Linked DNA regions of Homo sapiens: region 2 is linked to region 1. A link is an interaction called in ENCODE POLR2A ChIA-PET data of the cell type or tissue named here. Cell type or tissue: endothelial cell of umbilical vein. All regions are shown on one strand. Links, peaks and the distances in the headings refer to the core of each region. The heading gives the core; the rest is flanking DNA. Region 1 overlaps SMIM15-AS1 (SMIM15 antisense RNA 1). Region 2 overlaps NDUFAF2 (NADH:ubiquinone oxidoreductase complex assembly factor 2).

Region 1 (16,552 bases), core at 3,660-11,659:
ATAGTGATTCAGACATATTATAATTAATCACTTTATCCATTAACATAATTATTACTTACTAGCACCCACTGTGTAGCAAGCACTGTACTAGGAATTTTCATATGTGTCAGAATTGTTTTCTGGAGGCATAGTGTCTGGATTACAGCCATGCCAGTTATTAGTTATGTGATCTTGAATAAATTATTTCTTTGTGCTTTGTTTCCTCATCTGAAAAATGAGATACTGGCACTACATCAAACGACAACTGTCTCTTCTGTAATATGAATATAATAGCATGTCCTCCAAAAAACCATTTTGGAGATTATATGACCTAATATATGTCAAGTCCTTAGTATGGCACCTGGTGCATAGTAGGCATCACGTGTAATCTATCTTCATTAATATTATCTTATAATTATTTATATTATCATCCCACTTAACAGATGAGGACACAGAAATATTAAAAAGTTGATTTAATTTCTCCATGGCTGCACAGTTAGGCAACAGCAGAGCTCGAGTATACACTCAGGTAGTTCAATAATATCTTCTTCAAAGTCCAATATAGAACATGTCCATTAAAAATGTAGTTTTTAAGTCATTGATTACATATTTATTATTTGCCAGTTATGTACAGATACATTGAATAAAACAGTTTAAATTGAACAACACAGACTCAGTTGGCAGGAAGAGAGGAGAAAGTGAGGAGGGTGTCCATGTGTATTAGTCTATTCTCACACTGCTATAAAGGACTACCTGAGACTGGGTAATTTATAAAGAAAAGAGGTTTCATTGACTCAGTTCCACAGGCTGTACAAGTTTCCTCAGGAAACTTACAATCATGGTGGAAGGGTAAAAAGAAAGCAAGCACATTTTCACATGGCAGCAGGAGAGAGAGAGCAAAGGGGGAAGTGCCACTCACTTTTAAACCATCAGATATTGTGAGAATTCACTATCATAAGAACAGCAAGGGGGAAATCTGCCCCCATGATCCAATCCTCTCCCACCAGATCCCTCCCCCAACACTGGGAATTACAATTCAACATGAGATTTGGGTAGGGACACAGAGACAAACTATATCATTCTGCCCTGGCCTCTCCCAAATCTCATGTCCTTCTCACATTTCCAAACACAATCATGGCTACCCAATAGTCCCTCAAAGTTTTAATTCATTCCAGCATTAACTCAAAAGTCCAAGTCCAAAGTTTCATCTGAGAGAAGGAAACTTCCTTCTGCCTATCGGCCTATAAAATCAAAAGCAAGTTAGTTAATTCCTGGGGAGACAAGCATTGGGTAAATGCTCCCATTCCAAAAGGGAGAAATTGGCCAAAACAAAGGGGCTACAGGCCCCATGCAAGTCTGAAATCCAGCAGGGCAGTCACTAAATCTTAAAGCTCCAAAATGATTTCCTTTGACTCCATGTCTCACATCCAGGCTACATTGATGCAAGGGGTGGGCTCCCAAGGCGTTGAGTAGCTCTGCCCCTGTGGATCTGCAGGGTACAGTCCCTGTGGCTGCTTTCACTGACCAGCATTGAATGCCTGTGGCTTTTCCAGGTGCATGGTGCAAGTTGTTGATGGATCTGATTCTGGGGTCTGGAGGATGGTGGCCCCTTCTCACAGCTCCACTAAGCAGTGTCCCAGTGGGGACTCTATGTGAGGGCTCCAATGCCACATTTACCCCTCTGCACTGCCCTAGTAGAGGGTCTCCATGAAGGCTCCACCCCTGCTGCTTGTATTGAGTAATACCAGCAGGCTTGTATTAGTCAATTTTTCACACTGCTATAAAGAAATATCCAAGACTGGGTAATTTATAAGGGAAAGAGGTTGAATTGACTCACAGTTCCATATGGCTGGGAGGGCTCAGGAAACTTACAATCATGATAGAAGGTGGAGAAGCAAGGACCTTCTTCACATGGCAGCAGGAGAGAGAAGTGCCAAGTGAGGACGTGCCACACTTTTTAAACCATCAGATCTCATGAGAATCCCTCACTATCATGAGAATAGCATGAGGGAAACTGCCTCCATAATGCAATCACCTCCCTCCCTCAACACGTGGGGATTACAATTTGAGATGAGATTTGTGGGGACACAGAGCCAAACCATATCAAGACTTCTGCCTGGGCATCCAGGCATTTCCATACATCCCTTGAAATCTAGGCAGAGGCTCCCAAACCTCAACTCTTGTCTTCTGCACACCCACAGGCCCAGGCTCATGAAGTCACCAAGGCTTGGGCTTGCACCCTCTGAAGCAATGGCCCGAGCTGTACCTTGACTTCTTTTAGCCAAAGCTAGAGCTGAAGCATCTGGGATGCAGGGCACCATGTCTTAAGGCTGCACGGGACCTTCAACCTGGCCCATGAAACTATTTTTCCATCCTAAGCCTCCAGGCCTGTGATGGGAAGGGCTGCTGTGAAGGTCTCTGAAATGCCCTGGAAGCATTTTCCCCATTGTCTTGGCTATTAACATTCAGCTCTTCTTTACTTATGCAAATTTCTGCAGCCTTGAATTCCTCCCCAGAAAATGGATTTTTCTTTTCTACCTCATGGTCAGGCTGCAAATTTTCCAAACTTTTATGCTCTGCTTCCCCTTTTAATATAAGTTTGAGTTTCAGGTCATTTGTTTGTTTATGCAAATGAGCACAAGCTTTTAGAAGTAGCCAGGCCACATCTTGAATGCTTTGCTGCTTAGAAATTTCTTCTACCAGATACCCTAAATAATCTTTCCAAGTTCAAAGTTTCACAGATCTCTAGAGCAGGGGCACAATGCCACTAGTCTCTTTGCTAAAGCATAGCATGAGTGACCTTTACTCCAGTTCCCAATAAGTTCCTCATCTCTGTCTGAGAGTACCTCAGCCTGGAATTCACTGTCCATAACACTATCAGCATTTTAGTTACAATCACTCAACAACTCTCCTGGACATTCCAAACTTTCCCTCATCTTCCTGTCTTCTTCTGATCCCTCTAAACTGTTCTATCCTCTGCCCATTCTCCAGTTCCAAAGTTGTTTCCACATATTCAGGTATCTTTATAGCAAGACCCCAATTCCCTGGTAACAATTTTCTGCATTAGCCCATTCTCACACTGCTATAAAGAACTACCTGAGAATAGGTAATTTCTAAAGAAAAGAGGTTTCATTGACTCACAGTTCCACAGTCTGTACAGGAGACATGGCTAGGGAGGCCTCAGGAAGTCCTCCTGCCAATCATGGCAGAAGGATGAAAGGAAAGCAAGCATATCTTCACATGGTGGCAGGAGAGAGATAGAATGAAGGGGGAAGTGCCACATACTTTTAAACCATTAGATCTTGTGAGAACTCACTATCATGAGAACAGAAAGGGGGAAATCTGTCCCCATGATCCAATCCCCTCCAACCAGTTCTCTCCCCCAACATTGGGAATTACAATTCAACATGATATTTTGGTGGGGACACAGAGCCAAGCCATATCACCATGCAATGGGGGCAGTCTGGCATATGGTATCAGCCTGGGTAGTGTAAGGAGGGCATGCATTGAGGGGTAGAAGGGGAAGTAGCACTTGCTGCCCTTGGCAGAGTTTCAGACCCCAAGGGAGGTGAAGAGGGCACTTGTATTGGAGAGGCAGCAGCGGCAAAAGAAGATGGGTTATATATAGAGACATTAACCAAATAAGGAAGTACGTGAAAGATGATGGGAGAGGGGTTTCTCATTGTCAGGGTAGGGAGTTACAGGTATGGAAAGGATGAAAACTAGAATAGACTTTGTGGTGTTGGACTGGAATTGAGGGTATTGGTATGAACTGTGTATCTGTTAAAGAAATGGACATCACAGTTTATAATCTTCCCAAAAAGAAAACTCCAAGCACAGATGGCTTCAGGGTAAATTCTCCCAAACATTTAATGAATAAATAACAATTTTACTCAAACATTTCCAAAAATAGAGCAGAAAATACAAAGATATTACAGCAAAGGAAACTACAAACCAGTATCCCTTATGAACATAGATGTAAAAATTCTAAACAAAATTTTAGAGTATCAAATACAATATATTAAAGGGATAAAAGGATAGTACGTCATAACCAAGTGGGGTTCATCTGAAAAATGTAGGATTGGTTTAACATTAGAAAATCAATCAATGGAATTCATCATGCTAATACACTAAAAGAGAAAAACATGATTATCTCAACAGATGAAGAAAAGGCATTTGACAAAATCCTGCTAAGATTCTGTTCTTAAAGATTCATCAAGCACAACCTGTGTTGAGAAGGATCATTTGAGAGGGAGGAACATTGATAATTGTCTATTCTTCCAAGATATTCAAAGCTGGGACTCCACAGCCATTATGGTTACATGTTGCTCAAGCATATATTCTAACTTTCACTTACCTCTTACCTAAATGCATTAGATTATCATTTACCTTGTTGTTTCCCAAACTCTGTTGCTTGAAACACCAGCATTCCTTGAAATATAAGGCCCTTTTTGGAACCTCAAGACGTACATTAACATATTAAAGTTCTAAGTCCCGGGAAGAAACCATATCCAAGATCTTTTTATTTCATGTGAATTTTGACCATTGCTGTCTTATCAAGGGAACTTGCTGATAGAAGCATTTTATTTTGACCCATCCATCCATTCTTGCTTATATATTATATAATATGTATAGGAGCTTGTAAAATAATAGCATGGCTAGAGCAGGCTGGGAAAACTTGGTGGAAGGGTAAACGTCCTGGACTCTTGCCTGCTGCCAGTTTACAGTAATCTTCCTTAAACACCACTTTTCTTCCAATGCTCCTCTGCCTGTATAACTTCCTACACACACCAACTCTATACCCCACCATGGAAATTAGTAACTTTTCTTAGATATTTTTCCAATTCTTTGGTTTTAATATCTTTTAAATTCATAAAAGAATCTAAAATGCTTAATTTAGATTAATAAAAACAATATGTTGTCAAGAAAATATTTTAAAGCCACAGAAGAGATCAATGAAAAAGATAACTTTCAGTTGTCCTGGAGAAGCCCTTTAAGGGGTTTCTCTATATATACCCAGAGAAAGCAACGTGGTGAAAATGAAATTTCTACTGGTGTTTGCTAATACAGTGTTTCTTTCTATAAGCATGGAAAACATATTAAAGAGAACTGTGTCCTGTGAGAGGTGAATTTATTAAGAAGCTGGGCATCAAGTCATAAACCTACCACTGGAAAGTAAAATAAAAAGGGAAACCCAGCAGAGCATTTTCCTTTTGTGTGCTCAAGGCATTAGTGAATTATTCTTTGTGCAAAGCACTGCACATCTGGGAAGTGAATAGTTTAAATAAAGTAGTAATATATTTAAGAGCACCTTTTGAAAGTTACAATCCCCAAGGAAGATAAACCATAAGAATCCTTTCATTGCAAAAAAGAATTCATTTGTTATAACAAAGGAGCAAAATGGAGCGTGGTATGTGTAATATGCTGAATGTACAAAAAACAGCATTCTCGCTCAGTCTGATCCTGCATAAGTAATTTTTCAATTAAAGTGCCTTTTCCTCAACACTTGAAATAGTTCTTGGATGAGTTGTAAAGTACTCATGTTAACTGCATTAGGCCAATGGTCATTTAGTGTAAACAGGAACAAGATTTCAGCTAAGCTAGAACAGTGTGACAAACATTATTTTGATTCTTCCTGTGAAGCTTTAGAACAAAGCTTATAAAAGCAGAAAGATATTGAAATCAATTTACAATGATCTGGCCTTAGCTGGCAAAATCAGGCCAAGCCCTAAAATACATATGCTTTGAAGCACAAGTCCATTAGAAAATATACATTTGCATCTTAATATACTATCTATTTTGTCTTCCAGGTTCAAAAGGCAAACAAAAGGCCCAAATTATAATTATTAATGGCCTCAGAAATACATTAATATTATCTATACTAAGAACATGTATAGAGGAATAATGTTGTAAGAAAAATTGTGAAGAACACAGAATATTACATGGATTCATCAAAACTATTATTTTCTATCTTTCAGGATAGAGGCTTTCAAAACAGAAACAGTTTTAAGTTAAAGGAATCCATCTTTTCCCCCTTTTTAGAATAAAGGAAAAATTAAAGTTCTGGACATCTGAAAAGTTATATGCATTTGTACAAATAATTTTACTCCAAAGTATATTTGTCAAGAGAATGCATATTTGGTTGGGATTCAGCATCTTAATAGCATTGCTATGGTCACTGTGAAGTACATTTAAAAAATGAAAGAATCCTTGCCCTCTAAGGACTTTTTATCCTGTTAATTTTAGAATTCTAGAAATAATACCAGATATGGTTTAAAACTAAAATGTATTTTATTTTCTTGGTGAAACATACTTGTAGACATTCATATTAAGCAAATGAAATGGTCATCTTTATATCCAGACAGCACCTACCATTAGAATAACAAAAAGAACAGCTGTTTTCCTCATTAGATTACTGGCTCACTAAATTTTCATTCAGAAAAAGACAGTTTCATTGACTTCTGTCATATTCCTTTTTACTGACTAGGACTATGTCCAACAGAAATGCAAGCCTATATGCACCAAGGGATAGCATAACTATATTCACAGGAACATTATCTGTAATGCAAACTGTAAGCAACCCAGATGTCCAACATAGTAGAATGGATAAATAAGTTGTCGTTTATTTAATGGAATACTACATAGCAATGAAAATGAACAGACTGCATCTACATTCAACATCATAGATAACAAGTGAAAGAAACAAGACAAAAGAATATATAAAGTATGACCTCATTCTGTAAAGTTTCCAGACACACAACACTAAACTCTATGGTTGTATATGGTACATATGGATGCACATCCAAGTGGTAAACTGTAAAGAAAAGCAATAAATGATTACTTTAAAAGTAAGATTAGGCTGGGCACGGTGGCTGATGCCTGTAATACTAGCACTTTGGGAGGCTGTGGCGGGCGGATCACCTAAGGTCAGGAGTTCAAGACTAGCCTGGCCAACATGGCGAAAACCCATCTCTACTAAAAATACAAAAATTAGCACAGCATGGTGGCACATGCCTGTAATCCCAGCTACTCGGGAGGCTGAGGCAGGAGAATCACTTGAACCCAGGAGGCAGAGATTGCAGTGAACCGAGATTGCACCACTCTAGCTTGGGTGACAGAGTCAGACTCTCTCTCAAAAAAAAAAAAAAAAAGAAAAGTAAGATTAGAACTTACTCAGGGAATAGGAATCGAGCTTGGTGAGAGGGTTGTGACTGGAAAGAGATCCATGAGACTTCTGACATGCTAGTTAAATTCTTCTTTTCTTCTCCTCCTTCTCCACCTACTTATTTTTACCATGGGTGGCACTTACAAAGTGTATTAATTCTTACAACCATTTGTAAGCTGTATATGTCATATGTTATCACTTTCTTGTATGTTACACTTCATAGTAAAACACGTTTTTTTAAAAAAAACCCAAGGATTACTACACTAAATAATACACACACACACACACACACACGCACACACACACACACACACACACACACATACACACATTCTAATTGGCTTCAAAGAGAAAAGAAAAAATCCTGATTTTATATTAGACTTCCCTTGTTCTCCTTCTCTTCTGCTGAGCACATATTAAGTGTTCAAATGTACTTACCAACTAAAGAGATAAGAGTTTCAAAGTGCATCAAAATGTACCATTCAGTGTCATGCGTGTTATTTGAGAGCTTCAAAGACTTATGTGGGTTTTTTAGCTGATGGTGGAATTGCATGTACGTATTCCTATTGTCTCTTGTGTCTATGTTGACAACACTAGCTGATATATGACTATGCAGAAATAGTGCTTGAAAAAAATGGGCAACTTCCTGTGCTTACAGCTGTAACACAGAAGCAGCTCAACTTTGATTTTACACCTATGGCCTGCCCCTAAGTTTCCTGCTTCCATCATTACTGTGGATTCTAATCTTAGGAAAAGTCTGCCTCTTTGAAAAAACAAATATACAAACCTGAGCTAACCCAGCCATGTCAACCTATAGTATTATTTATCTGACTTAAGCCTTAATCAACCAATTTTTCTTCATGCTCCTGAATTAGTTGGGTACTAGGTTATTGTGTTACCAAATTAGCTCCCTTTCAACTACCCTGACTGAAACCTGTAACAAATTCTAATTACTGGTGATGGGATATTCTTAGAGCCTCTTTCAGCAAATATCCCAATAAAAATCTTGGTTAACAGACTGACAATATCAAACTCTGACATATTATACAAGAAAGAAACTCAGTTGACCAATTGCCCATCTCTTTACTCCAGAATGGATTTTCTAAAGGAGCACAGAAAATCTATACGGCAATTTTATTCTCCCCTCTGTAATCATTGGTATTCTCTAGCTCCTGGGTAGGTCAAAATCAATTTAACATTTAAAAGTCCCTAAGGCCATGAACAGTGGCTCACGCTTGTAATCCCAGCACTTAGGGAGGCAGAGGTGGGAGAATAGCTCAAGTACAGGAGTTCGAGACCTGCTTGGGCAACGTGGAGAGATTCCATTCTCTGAAAAAAGGGGGGAAAAAAAGATAAAAATACTTGAATCTGGTCTATGTTCTCAGAAAGTTGAATTTTATTTTTCAAAATCGATACCACTTAGTAATGTTCTGATGCAAACAATATTGAAGGCAATACAGCTCACTCTTTATCATCCAAAGGTTTATCCACAGCACAGCTTACTTACTTCAAGCAAACCTTGATCCAAAGATTGGTAAAATAATTAACAATATTCCTTAAGTCACATGTGGTCAACAGTCTGTCTACTTAATCTATCATCCAGAATCAAGGCCTTAAAGGCAAAATAATTATTTGTCTCCCTTTATTCTGGCAAATATAAATATTGAATGAAAATGGGCATCTCTTTTTAGTCTGGTGCTTTATTTCAGCCTGAGTTATACTTTCTCTCGTTTTTTAAATAAGGTAAATAGGAATGACTTCTGCAAGGGGGAAGGATAAAAGACAGAGATATAGAACAAAGATCTGGAACAATCTTATAAAGTTACTTTATTCTACTAAAACAATGTCTAAATTATAGCCTAATACTTGACTCCAAAATACTATGGCTCAAAGGATATTTCTCCAAATATAATTACATACTGTAAGAACGTGATATGACAGAGCAAATATAGGCCATAACTGGTAACCCTATTCTCCAACATCACTGTTATAAGTGGGACATCTCTGAATTAGAGTTTCCCAAACTATCATGCCCATTCAAATACATATTCCAAGCCTCATTTAATACTGAAATTATGTCGGGATTAGTTACTGTTTGGCTGATGCATACCATGTTTACTTTCACTTTTAATGAAATGAAAACTGACATATAGCATATAACATTTCCTGTGGGAACAGAAGCCAATGTGATCTAGGACAAAATGTAAACTTCCTACATTTAAAAAAAGCATTTTAACAAAAGAGGAATGAAAATACCACTTTACATTTGTGAGTAACTGGGATTCAAACTGAAAGCCCGCTGATTCCATGCCACAGCTGTCCTTAGTTTCCTTAATAATGATTTATCCAAAATCTTCATATGATAAAAGTGATTTTAGTAAGTAACTGTAACATCTCAGGCTTTTGTTTATCATGAGACAGACATGTATTCTCACTTTTTTTCTACCCTCTGCCCCCAATAATCACTTATAGAATAAAATCTGAGTTAAAAAAGCCATGCATTTTCCAACCAAACATCTTCCCTGACAAATATTATTTGAAATTAGATTACAGCTATGTGCCTTCTTTTTCCACTCCTCAGTGGCAGTTAGTGGCAGAAAACAGATGATCAAAGCAAGAGTGGGATTATAATTTGCACATATTAGCATAGATTATTTTAATTGAATACAAGTCCAGAAATTACGTATAAATGGTTTCTAAATCAAATATGGTTTACAATTAATGAAGTACTTATATTAGGTTGGTGCAATTACCAAAAACCACAATTACTTTTGCACCAACCTCATAGTAAGAAGCTTACCTGTTAATTCGCTAAAGTCAAGATCACACCTATTCAGATAATCATAACCATCTAGCAGCTTCAGTTGCAATATTTCTTCTATCTCTCCTAAGATACAGAGAGCAAAATCATTATTTTATTGGATTACTTTAGTTTTTTAATTTTTTAAGACAATATGTGATTATTTGTACAATGCTAGAGCTCTGAGTTGTGATAAAGGCTATGGTAAACAATCGGTGTTATATCATGCCTCCCTCAGTTTTTGGACAGCCAGTGGTTGCTTAAATAAATAACTAATGTGCTGTGTATACACAGAAAATAAAAATTTTAATACCTATCTTTGTGTCAAATTGTGTTTCTTTAAAGAAGGCAAATAGACAATTCTCACTCAACACACATAATACCCCTGAGTTAGATATTTTAAAGATGTTCTTGAACTCAAAGAAGGAATTCTAAAACAATCACCCAAGCATGAAAAAAAAATATCATCTTGGCACACCAGAGTTTCCTAAAACTACTGCATAAGAAACTAAAACTGGAAGACAAAAATCTTTGACATAAAACTTTTGTTATCAGGAAAAATATAACAAATAACAATTCACAAAATTTGCAAAAATCTATTTTACACCCACCTGTGGTCCTTAATATATTCATTGTTGCTTTTCAGTGATGGGATTCTCTCTCATTTAGTGGCCCTGCTTAGGCTCAGATGTCCAGAGGTCTCTACGAATCAGGTGGAGGAAGATGATGGAGAAGCTGGATAGGAGAGAACATCATGCCAAGGGCAGGGCTGGGTAGTGAACACGCCACAGCTGTGCCGACTTAGAATCCTCAAGTAACACAGTTGTCTAGGTCAGTGGTTCCTAAGCTTGTCTACAAATAGGAATCATCCTGGGAGTTAAAGCGCTCCTGACGCCTGTGTCCCACCTCGAGAAATAGTGATTTAATTGGTTTGGGATATGTCCCGGGCTTTGGCATTTTAGAGATCTCCAGGCAATTCTAATTTGTAGGCAAGTTTGGTCACAACTGGTTTATATTATTTTATACTTCGAAAAATTAGGTTCATGTCCATTTTAGTATGCTTCTTATATCAGTCTCAGGGCATTTGGGGAAATCTAGATGACTACTTGTTCTAGAATATTCCCATCACTGTAAATCCATGGAGGTAAACCAAGATCCAAAAGCAAAACTGCAATATAATTGAATTATTTATCATTGTCAAAAGGAGAATAAAAGTAGGAAATATAAAGGCATTAGAATAAGCTAAATTTTATAAAATGTTTCTTCAAGACAAGAATTATTAGTGTATGGATTTTTTTTCCAAACCCAAGCCCTAGAAACTTTCTTCTGTTTGCCACTCTAAAACCAGACAGAAAAATTAGAGAACAGTCTATAATAATCTGGGTTTAAGTAATGACCTGGATTTGTATGACCTAGTCTAGCTTTCCACCTTATCAGATGTACCAGGGGCAACTGCTGGAACGAGGAAGAAGGAATTGGGTATTACACATGAATAAACTTGCGGAGAAGCTAAGTTCATTAATGTTCTGTTGGCAGGAATCAAAATGACTTAGAAGCAGCCAAGCTGAATTACAGGTTTGATTTACTTAAGAGTTACAAGTTATGTGGACATCAGCATTTTTTTATACCAGCCTCTAGGCAGCCTTGATATCGAGACCTCATAATCCTGCCTTTCACAGTAAGATCCAGTTGTATTTCCCTGTGGCTTCTCCACTCTTGTGGGGGTATACGAGCTGTGAGTACAGAAGACATAAAATAGTTTTAAAAGTTCAAAAGTATCAGTTCATCAAAAGCAAATATTGGGAATATTAAATATCTCTGCTCCTTTTTTTTTTTTTTTAAAGGTAAGCTTCACTCATAACAGGTGAGTAGATTGAAACTGGAAAACGTATATTTCAATGTCAGGTTCACAATGGGAATATGTAGATTCACTCTGATTCATGGAGCTAACATATCTTAAATAGACGGAAGTGCTGAGCTGAATATATCGCTCCTTTGAAATGGAAACAATGACTAGATCATAATGGGGATATGTGGATGTTGCCTTCCCAGCCCTTCCCACCTCATGACACAATGTAATCCGCTGTCAGTTCAAAATTCTACCAAGAGCTGGGCAAACCAAGGCATTACCTGCTTACGTGGGGCAATGGTACCTAAGAGAAGAGTATGGTGGGAATGAACCGTAGCCAGTGAACAAAAATAGTGAAAAGCAGCATGCATGGTTCAGTTTTAAAGGCTTCTTTGGTTTAATGCAATGGAATGTGTTCCAAATGTCAAGACAGCTAATTCTCAAGATCTTCCCAGTCTCATTGAAAGCTGACTGCAAATCACCAAAGCACCAAAATAGAAGGTAGTTGTCGATTATTTCCAAATACACCAAATCATCCACAAGAACGTGCTCTTCTGGCAAGTGACATGGCAACTGGGTTTTCATTTCAAGGGCCAACTGCCACCAGTTGTTTATTCTGAGGCTTCAAACTTAACAGGTCCAAAACTGAACTGTTTCAGTTTCAGATGGAGGGTTCATTTCCCTCTGTCTTCTGCTTTTGCTTCCCCCGTACTTGCTGCCAAAGTTAGTCTTCCACCTACACAATCAGCAAACCAGAACTGGGAGTCATTCCGGGCTCCTCTGTGTTTCAGTGCCTCGCTCCACATCCTAGCCATCGTAGATCCTGACTAGCAAATTCATTCGCCCCTACTCTCTATTCCTTTGGCCACCACCACAGGTCGCCACCACCACAGGTCGTGTCCTCATCTTTCACCCCTCTGGAGTTTTTTCCTGACCTATTACTCAAACATGAGCATACCATCTCCCTGCTTATTCTCTGACAGCTGTGTGCCTGTACTCTTGCTTTTCCCCTGCCTGGAATGTTTATTTTCCCAAGTTCTTGTTAACTAGCTTTTGATACACTTAAGCTTAAGAAATGGCCTAATATTTTCTGTCAAACCTTTTCTGATTTATCAGGCTGAGTTGGGTGTTTCCTCTTCTGTGCTTCTTATATCACCTTGTAATTTCTTTCTTACATGTTAGTCTTCTTGCCTTACTTACGACAGGGAGCTCCATATCCTGCTCAATACACCCAGGACTTGGAAAGTGCTGAGTCCACTTGTGTTAAATCAGTGATTCCTCATTTGCCTACTGGAATTACCTGGGGAACTTCAAAAAAATACTGAGGCCCAGACTCCACTGCAGACCAATTCAAGTGGAATTGCTTGGCGTGAAGCCCAGGTACTTGTAGTTTTAAAAAACTGCCCAGGTGATTCTAATGTACAGCCGGGGTTGACAATCACTGTGCAAAACTATTGATCTCAAATGTGAGTTGAAGCCCTATCAAGAAAACAGGAAGTTTGATGGGCTTTTGTTTTTTGTTTTTTAAAGGACATTGTGTTAGTTATCTATGGCTGGGTAACAAATTATCCCAAAATTTAGCAGCTTCAAACAGCCAGCCCTTCTCTCAGAGTGTCTCTTGGTCAGGAATCTGGGCACAGCTTAGTGGGTCCTCTGGCTCAGGGTTTCTTGAAGACTGCATTCATGGGGTGTCAGTCCAGGCTGGGTGTGGGGAGGAGGAGAGCTTGCATGTGAGCTCACTCGAGTGGCTATTGGCAGGACAGGGCTCCTCACCGGCTGTTGGCCAGAAGCTTTCTTTGGCTCTCCTGCCTTTCAGGGCAGCTCATAGTCTGGTAACTGGCTTCCGTTAAAGTAAGCATGTGAGAGAACAAGGGGGTGAGCAAGGTGGAAGCCAGAGTTTATCTATAACCTGGAAATGACATCCATTGCTTTTTGCCAGATTCTGTTTATCAAAAACTCCAACCCAAACTCTACAGGAGGGGATAATACAAGGGCACAAATACAAGGAAGACAGTATCTTTGGGAGTCATCTTAGACACTGCCTACCACAGACATTTAATGATGATACTCTACCTAAAAACTAATCTACCTTAAAGGAATCCCAACTGGACTGTCTTAAAATTAGGAGCATGCACATCAATGGTTTCCTTGAAGAACAAATGTCATACGCTTTGGTAGAGATGAAATAAAAGTAAACTGACAGGTGTACTTTCTAATAATAAATTTATATTTTTGTTTAATCAACTATAGCTGCATTAATTTAAGGTCATTTAGACAAGATAATATCAAGGCAGGCCAGCTTGCATAATTCCAGCCTTTACATCGCCTTATGAATTAGGTCAATGTGCTTTCCAAAGACTGAAAGTGCTCCTTCTTCTTTTCCCTAACATTTTCCTAGTTATACAAGTTCATAGAAAATAGGCCAGACACTTTAAGGACTCAACACAAAATTTGGTTTTAGTAAAGAGCAGATACAGTAAATGTAAAGGTAAACTATCAAGCAAAATAGGCAAGTTGATGTACTGATATTAAGCTGATGACAGTAATAAATTTTAAGTTTACTGCTCATTTTAGAGGGACAAGCTAATGTACCGAACAACACTGAATACTGATATTAGTAACTATAAGCCTTCCTCAAAGGTCCTGTCAATACTAAAGGATTCATTCATCTGTGGAGTGCTTACCATTTAATGCTAAGAATGCAAGTTAAAAGTGCTTAACAACATCTAGCAAAATGACACAAACTACTAAAAGTGAAAAGAAACCCTTATGAAGGCACAAATGACTTGCACTCTTGAAACCTGATGTTGACAGGACATTTACACAAAATCCTAAACTGAATTTATATTCCAACTAAAAAATGCCATCTCCTAAAATCAATTTGGTTTTGGTGCAGAGAGAAAGCACTGGCCTTCCAGATTCAAAGTACTGCCTTTGATAGCACCTTTTTCCTTGAATCATTTTCTAAATATTTGTTCAAAAATATCTGTAGCTTGTAAAACCTGATGGGATTTTAAAAAGGATATGATCATATTGCACACTTATTAGATGTAACTGAGAATTGTGCTTTAAGTACTTTTTGCATGCACAGAAATTACTTATGAACAATCTGTTGTAGTTTGCTTTTAAAAAGATTAAACAGCACCGTTGTGGGAAATCTGCCCTTTCCTTCAGCTGAGGTGGCAATTCTCAGTGATGTGATTTTAATCACTAAGACCTGGAAGATAAAGCCATGATCAGCTACTATTAGCCAACATAAACAATTCCGTGTCAACCACTGTTAGTTACAGTAGATGTGAGGATTAAAGCTAGTAACCTAAAGATTGCTGAATCCCTACGGCCTTTTAATAAGCCTCTGAACCATCCAGTTCTCATGGCCTAGATAGGGTTATTTGGGGCTTAAGTTTGAATATGTTAACCTTATTTAAAGGATGGCATTTCAGCTGCCAAATTGAAAGACAATTGAAACACGTCACCCCAAAATCTAGTAAGCTTTCTTTTCACAGTAGTATGAGTTAGCAATTCTAAAATTACTTTCTGTGTATTCTATTCATGAGCAAATACATAAATATTTTGAGGATAATGGCAGCCAGGTTTCTTCCTGTTAAAGGAGTTATAAATATGGAAAAGGGGGAAACTAGAAAGCAGCATTTGACTAGAGTTGAAGGTATCAGTACAAATTCATGGTTTTTAGTAGCTAGAAATAAATATAAGTATTTTTGTATGTATCCGTCTGCTGAGAGGGACTACACACAATGACACACCAGTAGCAATGAGCAAACCTGGCACTCAGTAGATCTTGGTTCCTGAATACCATTCTACGTGGAAAGGAAGCAGAGCTCCTTGGAGAAATAGCCAATTGCAGGGCTAGAGTGGGAATAGTACAAGTTGAGCCTGGAACATCTTGTACCAAAAAGCAAGAAAGTCCCCAAAGAATGATGAGGACACAAGTAAAGGACATAGACATCCTGGGGTTCCCATTGGTCAAAACTGGGACAGTTAGAACATCAAAATAAGTAACAACAGTAACAATATTTGATTTGTTGACTAAGAATCCATGAGTCCATTCTGTTATAAACAAATGAAAAAATGAATGGGGGAGGAAGGAAAATGCTTTCTTTCAGTAGAATGTCAACTAATAAATATTGAGTTAGAAAGTCAGTCACTCAAGGATAGGGAGGAGGAGGTTTAAGTGTCCCATGGTAAAGCATTCAGTCTCTATAGCAGCCAGTGACATGGAAGAGCTGTTTCTCAATGGGAATACAATTCTCTGCTGCAGACGTTATCACCTTGCTCCAGAATCCCAGGGGCCTATGTTATGACTCTTCCACTGGACTTGCCATAAATTCCACACTGCATCTTTTCCCACCACTGACACACTAGGGTCTGCTGGGTCATATGATCCAAGTATCAGGGCTGCTTGCACCTGAAGCCTGGAACTGTTGCAGAGCCCTTTCCTGTTCTGGGCCCCATTCAGAGCTGGCGACCTTCCACGTCACTTGGTATATGAGGAGCTGGCTCATTACTCTTAGATGTAGAATGTGTTGCCTCCAGAACCCAAAGGGGTCTACCAAGTGCTATACTTCCTTATTGGTATAGAGGCTGTAAGACGCAGCAATTTGTCTTTCACTTCGGAGAGGATATCTCGACACTGCCCTGAGCACTGGACCTCTAAAAACTTTACTAATGTGACTGTTCTCTGAATCTTCAGTGTTTATCTCCCATCCTCTGGCATTCAGGTATCTTACCAAGGCCTTCA
Region 2 (16,552 bases), core at 5,318-13,317, 110 kb after region 1:
TACTTAACTATTGAGCTAGGCCCTGAGAATACAAAAATGAATAAGGTAAGGATCCTATTCTAAAAAATCTTCCAGTTTAGGGCGGAGGATGCAGATAAGTAAACAAGGAACCCCCTATAGTGTGTTAAATGTCATGATTGGAGGAGGTCCAAAGTGAGATAAAAACAAAAAAAAGGAACATCTCACCTATCACTGGGGGTGACGGGCCAGGTCAGAAAAAGCTTACAAAGGGAAGTAATGTCTACTCCAAAACTTGAGTAATAAATAGGAGTTAGCCAAGTTATAAATGATGTAGGCAGTATAATATTGAGTAAAAAATTGGAAGCAGATAATTTGGGTTCAAATCTGGGTTCTAGTTGCTATTGATACTTAGGAACTTACTTAAATCACTCTTCTTCATTAGTAAGAATTAGAAGAGAATTTACACAATTTCTCATTACCACATCTACCCATCTACCTGCATATATGCCCACAGACTCTTTTTCTGCTATCACTATTGATGAATTTTCCAAGCTTTTGTTCAAAGGTCAACTCTTCCCCCTGTTTACTAGGTCCTGCCTCATCTTGTCTTCTCAAGGACTTCCTCTTTCCTGCAATTCTTCTTTCTGACTGGATCTTTCCCATCACTATTACAAAATTCTCTTCTGTCTTTAAAACAAAAGAAAATATTTCTTGACTCCATTTTCCTCTCCAAGTACTGCTTCATCATTCTCCTTTTCTTTACAGATAAACTCCTCATAAACACTGTCTATTCTCAGACTCTCCAAATTCTCTCTTGCTATACTTCTTTTTCTATCATGCATTTGCTCCTACCACTCTACAGAACTATTTTTGTCAGACAAAATAGTTCCTGTATTTAAAGCAGAGTTAATTTTCAGACCTCATTTGACATTTTGATTACTTCTTCCTCCTTGATATTTGGCTTCTAGTACATGACACTTTTTTTTTCTCCTATGTTTCTGGCAGCTCCTTTTTGGTCTCCATTGTCTCTAACTAAACTTTGGAGCAGCCTAAGGGTCAGTGTTTGAATTTCTCATTTTGTATTTACACTCATTCTGTGTGTGATCTCTTCAGTCTCATTGCTTTATACACCATTTATTTGCTGACAACTCCCAAATTTTATCTCCAGTACAGATATGTCCACTAAGTTCTTGGCTCATACACAATTTAACATCTCTACTTGGATGTCTAATAGGCATCTCAAACTTAGCATGTCCAAAATTGATTTCATTTTTCCACCCCTAACTTGCTCCTTTCACTGCACTCCTTTAACTGCACATGTCAGTTAACAGCAACTCCTTTTTCCAGGTGAGGCCAAAACAGCTTAAGAGTAATTACTGTCTGCTTTCCTCTCATGCTCCACATCCAATATGTCATCAAATCCTGTTGGTCCTACTTTTACCACAGATCCGGAATGCAACTTCTTCTTTCCACTCCCACTGTTACTCTGGCCCAAGTCACAATTAATCTCTTGCCTAAATTATTACAAGAGCTTCCTGTCTCCATATTTTGCCTATGTTCCCCTAAGTCTATTTGCAATGCAGCAGCCATAGTGATCCTGTTAAATATACCTCAGAACATATGACTACTCTTTTCAAAACCCTACAATGGCTTCCAGTCTCACAGTAAAAGCCAGAGTCTTTAAAATGGCCTACAAGGCCCCCCAGATTCACAATCCTATTAACTCTCTAACCTTATCTATTAATTTCTCTCTCATTCTATCCCAATCACACTGACTTCCTTGCTGTTTTTCAAACATCTGAGCATGTTCCTGCCTCAGGGCTTTTGTACTTGCTCTCCAGTAATGCTCTTCAGCTGGTTAGCTGCATGACTAGCTCCTTCTGTTTTTATTCAGAAGTCATTTCAGTAAAGCCTTTTCTGAACACTATTTAAAACTGCAAAACGGCCGGGCGCGGTGGCTCACGCCTGTAATCCCAGCACTTTGGGAGGCAGAGGCGGGCAGATCACGAGGTCAGGAGATGGCGACCATCCTAGCTAACATGGTGAAACCCTCTCTCTACTAAAAATACAAAAACAAAATTAGCCGGGCGTGGTGGCGGGCACCTGTAGTCCCAGCTACTCAGGAGGCTGAGGCGGGAGAATGGCGTGAACTTGGGAGGTGGAGCCTGCAGTGAGCCAAGATCGCGCCACTGCACTCCAGCCTGGGCAAAGAGCGAGACTCCATCTTAAAAAACAAACAAAAAAACTGCAAAACCTTCCCCAACACTCCCTATGCCCTTTCCCTGCTTTATTTTCTGTGGCCATTAACATACAATATAGTCTAGTTATTTATCTGGTGTATTGTCTTTCTCCCACCCTAGAAAATAAGCTCTATGAATGTAGAGGTCCTTAATAGATACCTACTAAATAAACGAAGAAAAAGGGCACATTGTTTAATCTACATTGTGGGAGAATATGCAACTTGCAGGTCCCAGTAAAATTGACAAATACAATATTCATCTGAACCTGAAAATACTTAATTTACTTTTTCATGGTGCTGAGTTATTTTTCACATTTAATTGATGTGTACCACCATAAAAATAATTTTTGTTTAGTGTTTGATTGATACATTTGTTTTAAACATATGTCCCATGGGAGAGTTATGCCAAATTACTAGATCAGGACAGCCATAAAAAGATTAGAACTTCATTCAAACTCTCTGAAAGTCTCAAAGGCTGAAAAATGAGTCATTACGTACTCATTTATTTATAACATTTCTATAAACATCTTAATTCTATACTATTATTGGAAAAAATGATAAAAACAAACTCATTCTAAGAAGGTGCACGCATTATCCAAGAATTGTAAATGTAGTTTATAACACTGGAGAGTCTGCTAAAATAAGAAAGCTCAATTACCCCTCCTAGAAGTTGCCAATTTATATTCTGTATTTCTTCAAAAAACCTTTGGTATCTACTTATTTTTATGGTTTTTTTTTTCCTCATAGTTCTAGTAGTAAGCAGAAATGGAAAAATATTTTTACTGAAATGATGTTTACATTCACATGCTGGCATAAAAGTAACATAATGCCTATAGCTACCACATGTAAGGTATCATGCTATGCCAACCAAGAAGCAATGAGTCTACTGTTTACCCACGTATGAAGCTATATAACCCAGGTAAATTAACTAACCTTTTTAGGCCTTAGGTGCTCCATCTATTAAATGGGTGATATGGTTTGGTTCTGTGTCCCTACTCAAATCTCATTTCTAATTGTAATCCCCTTGTGTCGAAGGAGGGAGGTGACTAGATCATGGGGGCGGTTTCCCCATGCTGTTCTTGTGAAGTGAGTGAGTTCTCATGAGATCTGATGGCTTTATAAGTATTTGGAAGTTCCTCCTTCATTATTCTCTCTCCCGCTGCCACGCAAAGAAGGTGCTTGCCTCCCCTTCGCCTTCTGCCATGATTGTAAATTTCCTGAGGCCTCCCCAGCTATGCGGAGCTGTGAGTCAATTAAACCTTTTTCCTTTATAAATTACCCAGTTTCAGGTATTTCTTTTCTTTTCTTTTCTTTTTTGAGACGGAGTTTCGCTCTTGTTGCCCAAGCCAGAGTGCAATGGCGCAATCTCAGCTCACTGCAACCTCTGCCTCCCGGGTTCAAGCGATTCTCCTGCCTCAGCCTCCCGAGTAGCTGGGATTACAGGCCTGTGCCACCACGACTGGCTAATTTTTTGAATTTTTTGTTATTTTCTGAGATGGAGTCTCACTCTGTCACCAGGCTGGAGTGCAGTGGCGTGATCTTGGCTCACTGCAACCTCTGCCCCCCGGGTTCAAGTGATTCTCCTGCCTCAGCCTCCCGAGTAGCTGGGACTACAGGCACGTGCCACCATGCCCAGCTAATTTTTGTATTTTTAGTAGAGACGGGGTTTCACCATGTTGGCCAGGATGATCTTAATCTCTTGACCTCATGATCCACCCGCCTTGGCCTCCCAAAGTGCTGGGATTACAGGCATGAGCCACCACACCTGGCCTAATTTTTTATATTTTCAGTAGAAACGGGGTTTCACCATGTTAGCCAGGCTGGTCTTGAACTCCTGGCCTCAGATGATCCGCCCACTTCGACCTCCCGAAGTGCTGGGATTACAGGCGTGAGTCACCACTCCCGGCCTCAGGTATTCAATACATATTGATTAACTACCTACTAGGTGCCTTACAATGTGCCAGGCACTATGCTAGGAACTGGTAAGCAAAAAACAGAAATACATAACATGGTTATGAGGTGCCATTTTGAACTCAGTCTTGCAGATGAACTTCATTCAGAGAGAAACTGAACTGGGAACCAGAAAGCTGTTGGAAAACTAGGAAATATTCTCTCTATGTACTTCTCATTGTGAACTAGTTTCCGTTTTCTTCTCAGTAAATCAGCTTTTTCTGCAATATTAGCTTTTCTAAAATCAATTAGCTTTTTATGCAATAAAACTTTGATGGTAGACTGAAGGTGACCACTTACAAGCTACTAAGTTCATATGTTACTGTTAGAGCCACACTGAGAGACCAACTGCTGCTGTTTGTCTCCCTTTGATCTTTTATTTTAACTTCAAAGTCTTAGGAAAGGGATCGAGCATCCATCCTTGTCTTAACAGGCAGTCAGTTATCATAGAGTTATTGTGAGTTGAAAAAATACTCCAAATGGTATCTACAGCAAGTATTATGCATAATTTATAAAAGAAAAAACTAAAAGTTTAAGTTACTTTGCAAGTTCATGTGTGTAATGAGTGCCAGAAACAGGATTCAAATCCTAGGATTGTGCAAGTGCTGGGTCACTACATGAAAGTGAGTGCCTGCTTAAATTTTGCATCTTAGGATTTTGGCTTGCCTCACCTTAGTCTCAGCTCTGATAATGCTTAATAGTTCTTTTTGCTATACATGCATCTGCTTACTAAAATTCAGCACCTTCACAACTTTCAAAGAAATGCAATGTTAAAAAAACAAAGTTTCAAACATTCAGACACTAAAACTTTTTTGCAAAGAGAAACAGTATATAACTATATATGCTCTTATTGAATTTGTATACTGTTATATAACTTACCTCCCATGAGATTCTACTAAAAGCAGAAACTTACCTTCCCATTCTGTTGGAATATCCCCTGCTTCATAGTCTACTTCTTTTTTATTTGCTGCTTCTACAATTCTTTTCTCTCGAATAGTTTGTCCTATAAGACAAAAGTCATTAATACATTTTTAAATGAACCTATGATACAGTAGTTCTACAATTAATCTTTGAATATTGCATAACCCCTTATATAGTAAAAGAATTAAATTAACAGGAAAACGAGAATAGATTTCCATTTTGAATTAGGTATATTACAAAAGGCAAATTCTAAACTACTGTAAAAATTTATAATTATTTACCACAGCCTACAAAAATTAAAGGTAGGCCAGCCGCAGTGGCTCACGCCTGTAATCCCAGCACTTTGGGAGGCCGAGGTGGGTGGATCGCCTGAGCTCAGGAGTTCAAGATCAACCTGGGCAACATGGTGAAACCCCATCTCTACTAAAATACAAAAAATTAGCCAGGCATGGTGGCACACACCTGTAGTCCCAGCTACTCTACTCAGGAGGCTAAAGCACGAGAATCACTTGAGCCCGGGAGGCAGAGGCTGCAGTGAACCGAGATCGAGCCACTGCACTCCAGCTTGGGCTACAGAGTGAGACTCCATCTCAAAAAATAAATAAATAAATAGATAAATAAATAAATCTAGATTTAATGTACAGAAAAAGAGCAACCAATTAATCCTATAGAGCACTAATGGCCAATAAAAAATATTTTAATAATCAACAGCAAGTTCAACTTCTTCTGACTTACATGTATATATCTTAGAGGAAGCAATGGCTGCTGCAATCACCCAAGAAAATCGATATTCATTGCTGTTACTAAGTATGTAATGGACCACAAGACCCTGCAGCCACCCTCTCCCTAATACACTGGCAAACCCAAGGGAGCCAAGCCATGGGTTGAATTCTGTGGCCCATCTGAATCACTTCCTCTTAAGAGAATTTAACAAAACTGGTCATTGGTTTGGTTATGGCTATGGTAGACTGATGGTGACCACTTACAAGCTACTAAGTTCGTATGTTACTGTTAGAGCCACATTGAGAGACCAGCTGCTGCTGTTTTGTCTCCCTTTGATCTTTTATCATAATTTCAAAGTCTATGGTTCTTCAGATGAGAGATTAATATCTGGAGTGGAATAGTAGCAATGCAGAAACATGAAACAGAGAGAACAGTAAAGTAAAAGTTGGTGAGAAGTCAAGAATGGAATGAGAATGCCTAATGCTTATATTTCTCAATAAAAGTTGATTAGTGCATATTTTAAGTTTATACAGAAGGCATAAAACTAATTGTTATTTTCTTCTGTTTTCAGAAAGTCTTCATTATATCTTTCAAAGCAGCTTTATCAAAATGGTTGCTTCAAAACATGTTTCTTTCTCACTGAACCTTTGAGCCTGGGGAAACCAGGTAGGCTTTCTACTTCCTACTATTTAACAAGTGTGCCTGCCTACTCCAGGGAATGTGAGCTGAGACAGAGAAGTCATTAGTGAGGAATGATAAAGGGAGCAGCATGGCTTAACAGTGATCAGACCAGTCAGGGAGAGAAATTTGGACCTTACAAAATACTCCTTTCTCTTACCACTCCTAAGCCAATCTTACACTATGCTAAATATACTGACTTACATAATTAAAGAAATTAACCTTGATGCCTGCAAATCTCTCTCCTACACTACCTGATATTCTATTAGCTGTAAATTCATTTAAGTGTGGACAGGAAACTCCTGGGAGTGACTGTGCAGGAGAAAGGACGACATAAAAGGAAAGCCTAAGAAAGCTGAATGGCTGGTTTTATTTCTTCCATCTTAGTAATATTAAGTGAAAGGCTGGGAGTTCATAGACAACCCATTAATGGCTAATAAATCTTAAGTATGTGGTCAGGAAGTTCTGCATTTCATTATGAAGTCATTTAATCAGGCTGATTTAATCCTAACGCAGAGGTTCCCCAAGTTCTACAAAGAGGAGTTACCTTTTGCTTATCTTACCCAATAAATTTACAGTAGGACAAGGGACTGATACTAAAAGTGGTAGGAACAAGGATTAGGGTACAAGGAGCATATAACAATGACAACTGCATTTCTCTCACAGTAGAGGTTCAATATATGTACATGTATGTTTACTAAAATGCTATTTACATTCACATATATAAATACATCATAACAAGTTACTATAAATTTAGTATTTATAATTTAGCATATATTAAAGTAAGCTTATGTGACAATTTTCAAAATGTGTTAGTCAAATACCGATGTCTTCATGTAGTCCTTATCTAATTACCAAAATGTAAGAATGTTTTTTGGAGTAATAGTTATAGAAAGGAAAACTATTGTCTAAAATAAAAATGCAAATACATGGGATCCTCAAAGTACATGTATGGTCTATAAGTTTTTAAATGTACATCCATAAAGTTTAGCACATGGGGAGAGGATAGACAGGTCTATCGTTCTCAGTAGCACTACTAAATGCATATATACTACAGGCATATCTGCAACAAAAAAAATAACTTTCTATTCCTACTCTTAGGTCGATCAACTTCATGTAAGGTCTCCCAAGGATTTAAAAAATCAAAAGTTATGCCTATTTGTGTGTATGTGAGTGCGTGTGTGTGTGTGTGTGTGTGTGTGTGTGTGTATGCAAAGACAGGAAGAGTAATTAATGAGCTAGTTTAATTTCAGGACAATCACTGAATAAACCTTTATTTAGAAATAGTTGAAATAAAGATTTTTTAAAAAAGTATACATCTTTAGTAATATAAAATAAAGCTATTAGCTTATTAAATAAATTCTTTGTAATCAGATATGTTTATCTCCTCAATAAATCACTGTAAAACTACTCCCTTTTTTTGGAATAAATACTACTTGTTCAATTTTTATGAATTGGGAATGGAATTTATGCCTCCCACTGAGTAAGGAATTATGCACAAACTGTACACTTACTTATACTAATATGCTTTCATGCAATATTTGTAAAGACAACTCTATTTATCACAGCAAAAAAATTTCCATCGTAGTGAATACAGCAAATTTAAGTACCTGCTCAAGCATCAAAATTTTAGGTTCTAATTTACATTTAAAAATTAACTTGGTGACAAAAACATTTAATCCAATATATGTGTAGGTTCAATAAGTCCTAATACAACAAAAATAATTGACATTGGTGGACTCAATGAGTATTATTAAATAAAACAGTACACAGTTGTTTTATTTAATACTAAACAATATTATATTTAATTGAAACACAGGGTTTGAATTCAGGAAGGTAGTAATGGTCAATAATCTATGTATTTAAAGACTGTAGATATAACAGTATATTTTTCCAAACTTTAAAAAAAGAAAAAGCTAGCTGCTGTTGAGCTAATTGCCTTAGGAGGATGGTAGATTTCCTATTTCTTTGTTTAGAAATATATGGAGCCCATTTAATTTTAAAAAAAGAAAGAAAGGAAGGAAGAAAACATAATAAAAGGTGAGATCCCAAGGCATATCGTAGATGACAAGGGTTTAGGTAAAAGACAGGTTTCACATGTACTACTGAGCTTCTGGGACAGTGTATGAGCACCCTGGACACAGATATGGGAAGGAGCCTCTAGAGCAGAAACCTAAACTTCAGCCATTCAAGTACCATCTTTGCAATTTTTGCCATACTTTAGAGTACTATAACCTAATATTTTTCTTTACAGTGATTTGCATTTTTCCTCAATACTCATTTTTACCTTACTCTAAAAAATATTCATGTAATCACTGACTTAATGTGCTAGTTGTGTTTTTTGCTCACCCATAAAAATAGATTTAAAAAATTTAAAGGGTTGTCTTTGTGTCATCTAAAGTCATCTTATAGACCACAGTTGGGAAACCACACTGCAGACCACACTGGGTTGTAGAGACAGGCCCAGCCACACATATGGTGTTACAGGGCATAGAAACCAATACAACCAGCAGGAAACTCCTATGGACAGGTAATGGGTGTTGAATATCAAAGTCTTGCTTGGATTACATTTACCCTTGATTTCAAAAAATCCTGTAGTTCACAACAATGTTTTGTTAGGTTTGAAGGAAGAAGGGAGAGGTCCTAGATTTCCAGAGTCAGGAAAAAAAAAAAAAAAAAGCACTAACATTTATGGCATGTTTACCATGTGCCAGATATTGAACTAAGTTTTAGCTCTGCATGAGTAATTTCATTTAAGCTATACAATGCTATGAGGTACTATTATTACTTCATTTAAATAAACAATTTGTACATTTCATTTATAAAGAGATTGAGGCTTAAGAGAACTTAAGACATTTACTTGCTAGCAAACAGATATCAGGATTTGAACATGGGTCTTTTGACTCCAGATCCTAGACACTTAACCACTAAGATATGTTGCCAGACTTTCAGATGACTACAAATGTTACATCTACAAACTGACATTTCGGTTGGTAAAATACAAGGGCTAAGCTAAAAGTAAAAGAGTAAAAATCACTATTTCTTTCCAAAAAAGAAAAACCACTGCCTTTCATTAAGGTGTTTCAGAATGTGGAAGACACATCTTAAATCAATTAACTTAATCCTAATAATAGATTCATTAAAACTTCACTGAAGAAAATCTGGAAAATACCAAAAAGTAGAAAAAAATAAAAATGACCTGTAAGCGCGTGACTCAAAATATCATATTAACATGTTATTGTTCCCTTTCAGACTATTGTAACTAATAGATTATAAATACACAAACACATATACATGTGCGCATGTATTTATGAGATTAAAATTGTACCTATATCCTTTTTCCTACCACATGGAAAATATAAAGGTTTTCATGTCATTGTTGCATAACTTAAAAAGGAAAATCAATATTCAGTTTCTGAACTTACTCTGACATTCTGAGGAAAAAGAAATTTCTTGTAAAAGTGTGTTAATAACATTTCTTTTGTTCAATTGTGTTTAAAATGTGAAGATAAAAGTAAAAAAGATTGCCTTGTTAAGCATAGGCAGTAAAGCAAGTTAAAAAATACTAAAAATGAAAATGTATGCCAATTAAAGATATGTATCAGATATGCTATACAAAGGAAGTTTTACAAATTAAGGCAGAACTTCAAGATCCGGGAGGAAGAAAGAGGTAAAGTATAGTGATCCATACATTCTTTATGTTAACATGTAATGGATTTATTAGTGATATTTTAAAATGAATTAATAAACACTTAAAAATCTCACTTTTATGTATTTAAAATAAATTTCATTGTATATATTTAAGGGATATAACATGATGTTGTGGGATATGAATAGACAGTAAAAAGGTTACTAGAGTGAAGCAAATTAAAATATGAAAACATGCTTATCATCACTGGCCATCAGAGAAATGCAAATCAAAACCACAGTGAGATACCATCTCACACCAGTTAGAATGGCAATCATTAAAAAGTCAGGAAACAACAGGTGCTGGAGAGGATGTGGAGAAATAGGAACACTTTTACACTGTTGGTGGGACTGTAAACTAGTTCAACCACTGTGGAAGTCAGTGTGGCAATTCCTCAGGGATCTAGAACTAGAAATACCATTTGACCCAGCCATCCCATTACTGGGTATATACCCAAAGGACTACAAATAATGCTGCTATAAAGACACATGCACACGTATGTTTATTGTGGCACTACTCACAATAGCAAAGACTTGGAACCAACCCAAATATCCATCAATGATAGACTGGATTAAGAAAATGTGGCACATATACACCACGGAATACTATGCAGCCATAAAAAATGATGAGTTCATGTCCTTTGTAGGGACATGGATGAAGCTGGAAACCATCATTCTCAGCAAACTATCGCAAGGACAAAAAACCAAACACCACATGTTCTCACTCATAGGTGGGAATTGAACAATGAAAACATATGGACACAGGAAGGGGAACACCACACACTGGGGACTGTTGTGGGGTAGGGGGAGGGGGGAGGGATAGCATTAGGAGATATACCTAATGCTAAATGACGAGTTAATGGGTGCAGCACACCATCATGGCACATGTATACATATGTAACAAACCTGCACGTTGTGCACATGTACCCTAAAACTTAAAGCATAATAATTAAAAAAAAGAAACATCTAGTCATAAAAAAAATTAAAATATACATCATCTCACAGTTATCCCTTTTTGTGTGTCGCAAGAGCAACTAAAATCTACTCATTTAGCATGAATCCCACACACAGTACAATTTTATTACCAACAGTCCTCATGAACATTAGATCTCTAGATTTGTTCACCTTACATATCTGCTACTTTGTATCCTTTGACATACATCTCCCTACTTCTCCCAACCACCCCTTCCTGTCCCAGGTAACCACTGTTTTGTTCCTGGTCTCTGTATACAATCAGTCCTCTGTATCCATGGGTTCTGCATCTGCAGATTCAGTCAACCACCACTGAAAATACTTGGGGAAAAAAATGATGAAACAACAACACAACAATAAAATACAAATTTAAAAAATACAGTATAACAACTATTTACATACCATTTAGACTATATTTGGTATTATAAGTAATTTAGAGATAATTTAAAGTATACAGAAGTATGTGGATAGGTTATATACAAATATTATGCCATGTTATATAAGTGAATTGATCATCCGCAGATTTTTCATCAAATTTTTTTTGATCAAAAATTAGTTGACCATATATGTATAGATTGATTTCTAGGCTCTCTATTCTGTTCCACTGATCTATGTGCCTATTATTATGCCAGTACCGTACTGTTTTGATTACTATAGCTCTGTAATAAAATTTTAAATCAGAAAGTAAGTGTTTATTAATTTTAAATCAAAGTTGCTTCCAAATTTGTTTTCCTTTCTCAGAATTGTTTGGGCTCTTTGAGGCCTTTTATGGTTCTATACAAATTTTAGGATTGTTTTCCTATATCTGTATAGAATGCTATGGGAATTTTGATAGAGATTGTGTTACATATGTACACTGGTTTGGGTACTATGAACATTCTAACAATAGTAATTCTTCTGATCCATGAGCATGGGATATCCTTGCATTTATCTGTGTGTTCTTTAATTTCTCTCATCAATGTTTTATAGTTTTTGGTGTACAGATTTTTCATCTCCTTGCTTAAATTTATTCCTTAGTATCTTATGTTATTTAATGCTGTCATAAATGGGATGGTTTCTTTACGTCTTTTTCAGTTAGGTTGTGTATTAAAATGCTAATTTTTGTATCTTGATTTTTTTTGTATGCTAATTTTTGTATCCTGTAACTTTACTGAATTCATTTATTAGTTCTAACGGGTTTTTTATTTTTGCTAAAATCTTAAAATTTTTTTTATATATAGGATCATGTTTTCTACAGATAGAGATAATTCTACTTCTTTTCTGATTTGGATGCCTTTTATTTCTGTTTCTTATCTGATTGATCTTGCTAGTACTTCTAGTACTACGCTGAACAGAAGTGGCAGGAGTGCATGTCCTTGCCTTGCACCAGATCTCAGTGGAAACGTTTTCAGTTTTTCCCCATGGATTATAATGTTAACTGTGCGTTTTTAATAAATGGCCTTTATTACACTGAGAAACTTCCCTTCTATAACTAAACTGTTGAGAATTTTTAACAAGAAAGAATATCACACTTTGTCGAAAGCTTTTCCTGCACTAATTCAGATGATCATGTAGTTTTTATCTTTCATTCTGTTGATGTGAAGTGTCACATTGATTTGTGTATGTTAAACCAGTCTTGCATGCCAGCAATAAATCTCCCTGCTTGGTCCTGGTGTATACACCTTTTGATGTGTTGTTGGATTTGGTTTGCTAATATTTTACTGAAGATTTTTACACCAATGTTCATCAGAAAAATTGGCCTGTAGTTCTTTTGATGTCTTTGTCTGGCTTAGGTATCAAGGTAATGCTGACCTCATAAAATATGCTTAGAAGTATTCTCTGAAGCTCTATTTTTCAGAAGAGTTTAAGAAGTATTGGCATTAATTCTTCTTTGACTGTGTGGTAGAATTCAGCTACAAAGCCATCTGGTGTTTGGCTTTTCTTTGTTGGGGGGTTTTCTATTACTTCTTTAATGTCTTTATTAATATTGGTCTATTCATGCTTTCTATTTCTTCCTGACTAAATCTTGGTAGGTTGTATTTTTCTAGGAATTCATCCATTTCCTCTAGGTTATCCAATTTGTTGGCATATACTTGTACATAATAGTACTGTATGACCTTTTTATTTCTGAGGCATCTGCTATAATTTCATCACTTTCATTTTTTATTTTGTTTGAATTTTTTTTTCTTAGACTGGTTAAGGGTTTGTAAATTTTGTTTTTCAAAAAACCAACTCTTTGTTTTATTGACTCTATGTTTTTTTTGTTCCTTATTTGATTTATTTCTGTTCTGAATCTTATTATTTCCTTCCTTCTGCTTTTTTGGGGTTTAGTTTGTTCTTTTTCTGGTTCCTTGAGGTGTAATGTTAGACAATTTATTTGAAATCTTTCTTCTTTTTAACATAGGCATTAATTGCTATAATGTCCCTCTTAGAAATGCGTTTGCTGCATCCCATGTTTTGGTATGCTGTGCTTCCACTGTCATTTGTCTCAAGACATTTTAGAAATTTCTCTTTTGATTTATTCTTTGACCCACTGGTCATTCAGGAGCATGTTTTTAAATTTCCACATATTTGTTAATTTTCCAAGGTTCCTCCTGCTACTGATTTATAGTTTCATATCACTGTAGTTTGAAACAATACTAGATATATGGTCAATCTTCTTTTGTGGCCTAACACAAGGTCTATCCTGAAGAATGTTCTATGCATGTGTGCTAGAGCAAAATGTGTATTCTGTTGTTGTTGGATGCAAAGTTCTGAAGATGTCTGTTAGTTCCAAGTGGTCAAAAGTGCAATTCAAGTCCAGTATTTCCTTATTAATTCTCTGTCTGATTAATCTGCCCATTTTTGAATGTGGGGGTACTAAAGTCTCCTACTCTTATAGTATTGCTATCTATTTCTCCCTTCATGTCCATTAATATTTGCTTAATGTATTTAGGTGCTCCAATGTTGGGTACATATAGATTTACAATGGTTATGTCCTCTTCATTAATTGACCCTTTTATCATTAACTAATGACCTTCTTTGTTTCTTGCAATAGTTTTTCACTTGAAGTCTATTTTATCATATGTAAGTACAGCCACGCTTGCTTTCTTTTGATTACCATTAAATGGAATATCTTCTTCCATTCTTTTACTTTCAGCTTATGTGTGTCCTTAAAGCTGTTGTAGGTCTCCTGTAGGCAACATATAGTTGGATCTTGTTTTTCTTTTTAACTCCATCTAACCATTCTATCACTTTTGATTGGAAAATTTAATCCATTTACATTCAAGTTTATTACTGATAAATAAGTTCTTACTACTGTCATTTTGCTATTTGTTTTCTGGTTGTTTTGTAGTTCCTTTGTTCTTTTCTTCCTCTTTTTGCCTATCTTTATGATTTCACAATTTTCTGTAGCTGAGCTTTGATTCATTTCTCTTTATCATTCATCTATCTGCTGTAGTTTTTTGTTTTGTGGTCAGAATGAAGCTTAAATAACATATTTTATGGTTATAATCTACTATTTTAAGCTGATAATTACTCAACATTGATGCATACAAAAACTCTGGACTTCTACCCTCCCCACCAATTTACATTTTTGATACCACAGTCTACATCTTTTTGTATTCCTTAACAACTTATTGTAGTTTTAATTATTTCTGATGGTTTTGACTTGTTTGTTTGTTTTGAGACAGGGTCTTGCTCTATCACCCAAACTCCTGGCTGGAGTGCAGTGGCATGAACATGGCTAACTGCAGACTCAACCTGAGTCTCAAATGATCCTCCTGCCTCAGCCTCCAGAGTAGCTTGTGTGTGCCACAACACCCAGCTAACTTTTTTTTTTTTTTAACTTTTTTGAAGATACAAGATCTTGCCATATTATCCAGGCTGATCCCAAACTCCTGGACTCAAGCAATCCTCCCATTTAGCCTCCCAAACTACTGAGATTACAGGCATGAGCCACCATGCCCAACCTGGTTTTGACTTTTAGCCTTTATACTAGAGATTAGTATGATTTCCACACTACCTTTACAATACTAAAGTATTCTGGATATTTGCTTCTACCAGTGGTTTTTATACTTTCACATGTTTTCATGATAGTAATTGTCATCCTTTTGTTTCTGCCTGAAGAATTCCCTTAAGTATGTCTTGTATGGAAGGACTAGCAGTAATGAATTCCCTTGGCTTTTGCTTCTCTGTGAAAGACTGTTTCTCCTTCATTTCTGAAGAACAGCTTTGTTGGGTATAGTATTCTTAACTGTCAGTTTATTTCTTTGGATACATCTTTGAATATATCTTCTCAGTCTCTCTTGGCCTGCAAGGTTTCTGCTGAGAAATCTGCTGACAGTCTAATGGAGATTTCTTAATATGTGACTTGATGCTTTTTTCTTGCTTCTTTTACAATTCTGGTTTTGACTTTTGATAGTTTGATTATAATGTGCTTCAAACAGGAGCTCTTTGGGTTCAATCTATTTGGGGAGCTCTGAGCTTCATGGATCTGGATATCCATATCTCTCCCAAGACTTGACAAATTTTCAGCAATTACTTCATTAAATAAGCTTTTTGTCCCCTTCTCTGTCTCTTCTCCTCTAAGTGCATTTCTCCCATAGTACATTTATTTTCTTAATGGTGTCTCATAAGTCTTATAGGCAGTCTTCACTCTTTTTCATTCTTTTTTCCTCTGAGTCATTCCAACAGACCTATCTTCAGATTCACAGATATTTTTCTCCTGCTTGATTGATCTAGCCTGCTGTTGAAGCCGACAATTGTATCTTTAATTTCATTGATTGAATTCTTCAGCTCCAAGATTTCTGTTTTGTTCATTTTTATGATATCTATCTATATTGAATTTCTCATTCAGATCATAAACTCTTTTCTGTCTTCACTGAATTGCCTATTTGCACCGTCTTCTTTCTTAATGAGTTTCCTCAGGTTCATTATTTTGAATTTCTTTTAGACAATTAGTAAACTTCCATTTCTTTGGTCAGCTACTGAAGAATTATTTTGTTTTGTAGTGGTGTCATATTTCCTTGCTTTTCCATGTTTCTTGTGTATCTGTGTTGATATATCTGCACATCTGCTGGTACAGTCACCTCTTCCAAACTTTACAGAGTGGTTTTTATAGGTGAAGACTTTCACATGTAGATGGTACCAAGGATGCCACCAGATAAGCAGAATGTGGTGGCTCTGGTTCTATGTCACCACAGTAATGTGATTCCATGCAGCATCTTCAGCAGTGACCAATGTTGGAAATAACTTCAGGTGCCTCCCTGGTCTAGGCTTCAGGAGTTTGTGGTACTGACTGCAGCAGTGTAGGTTATTAGGGCACAGGCTTTAGGAATCCTCTCATTCTTGTTATCCTCACAGTGGTGAGTCTTAGCTTAGGGGATCTCTCTCAGTGTCAGATCTGACATGGCTCACAGGCTGCCAAGGCAGCACTGGGATCCAGAGCACAGATGCTCAGAG

What was found. ChIA-PET counts read pairs that join two places held together with the same protein. Peaks named below come from ENCODE experiments on the same cell type or tissue, not always from the same donor. Only the 100,000 strongest peaks of a DNase experiment are listed, where the experiment ranks them.
Region 2: POLR2A ChIA-PET joins it to region 1 with 9 read pairs; 2 of 35 experiments call an interaction of 5 or more read pairs at or near these places.

Annotation. Positions count from the first base shown.
Region 1 is chr5:61,173,831-61,190,382 of GRCh38, reverse strand. SMIM15-AS1 (SMIM15 antisense RNA 1) reads right to left here. Exons shown (of 4, transcript NR_109908.1): 2 at 10,556-10,679; 3 at 9,945-10,031. Among named protein-coding and RNA genes, the nearest start is that of SMIM15, 20 kb to the right of the region's middle. RefSeq lists an enhancer at 2,168-2,683. In endothelial cell of umbilical vein, for the core only: no CTCF peak of the experiment used is centred there; a DNase peak (open chromatin) is centred at 7,752.
Region 2 is chr5:61,061,726-61,078,277 of GRCh38, reverse strand. NDUFAF2 (NADH:ubiquinone oxidoreductase complex assembly factor 2) reads right to left here. Exons shown (of 4, transcript NM_174889.5): 2 at 5,064-5,153. Among named protein-coding and RNA genes, the nearest start is that of SMIM15-AS1, 92 kb to the left of the region's middle. In endothelial cell of umbilical vein, for the core only: no CTCF peak of the experiment used is centred there; no DNase peak of the experiment used is centred there.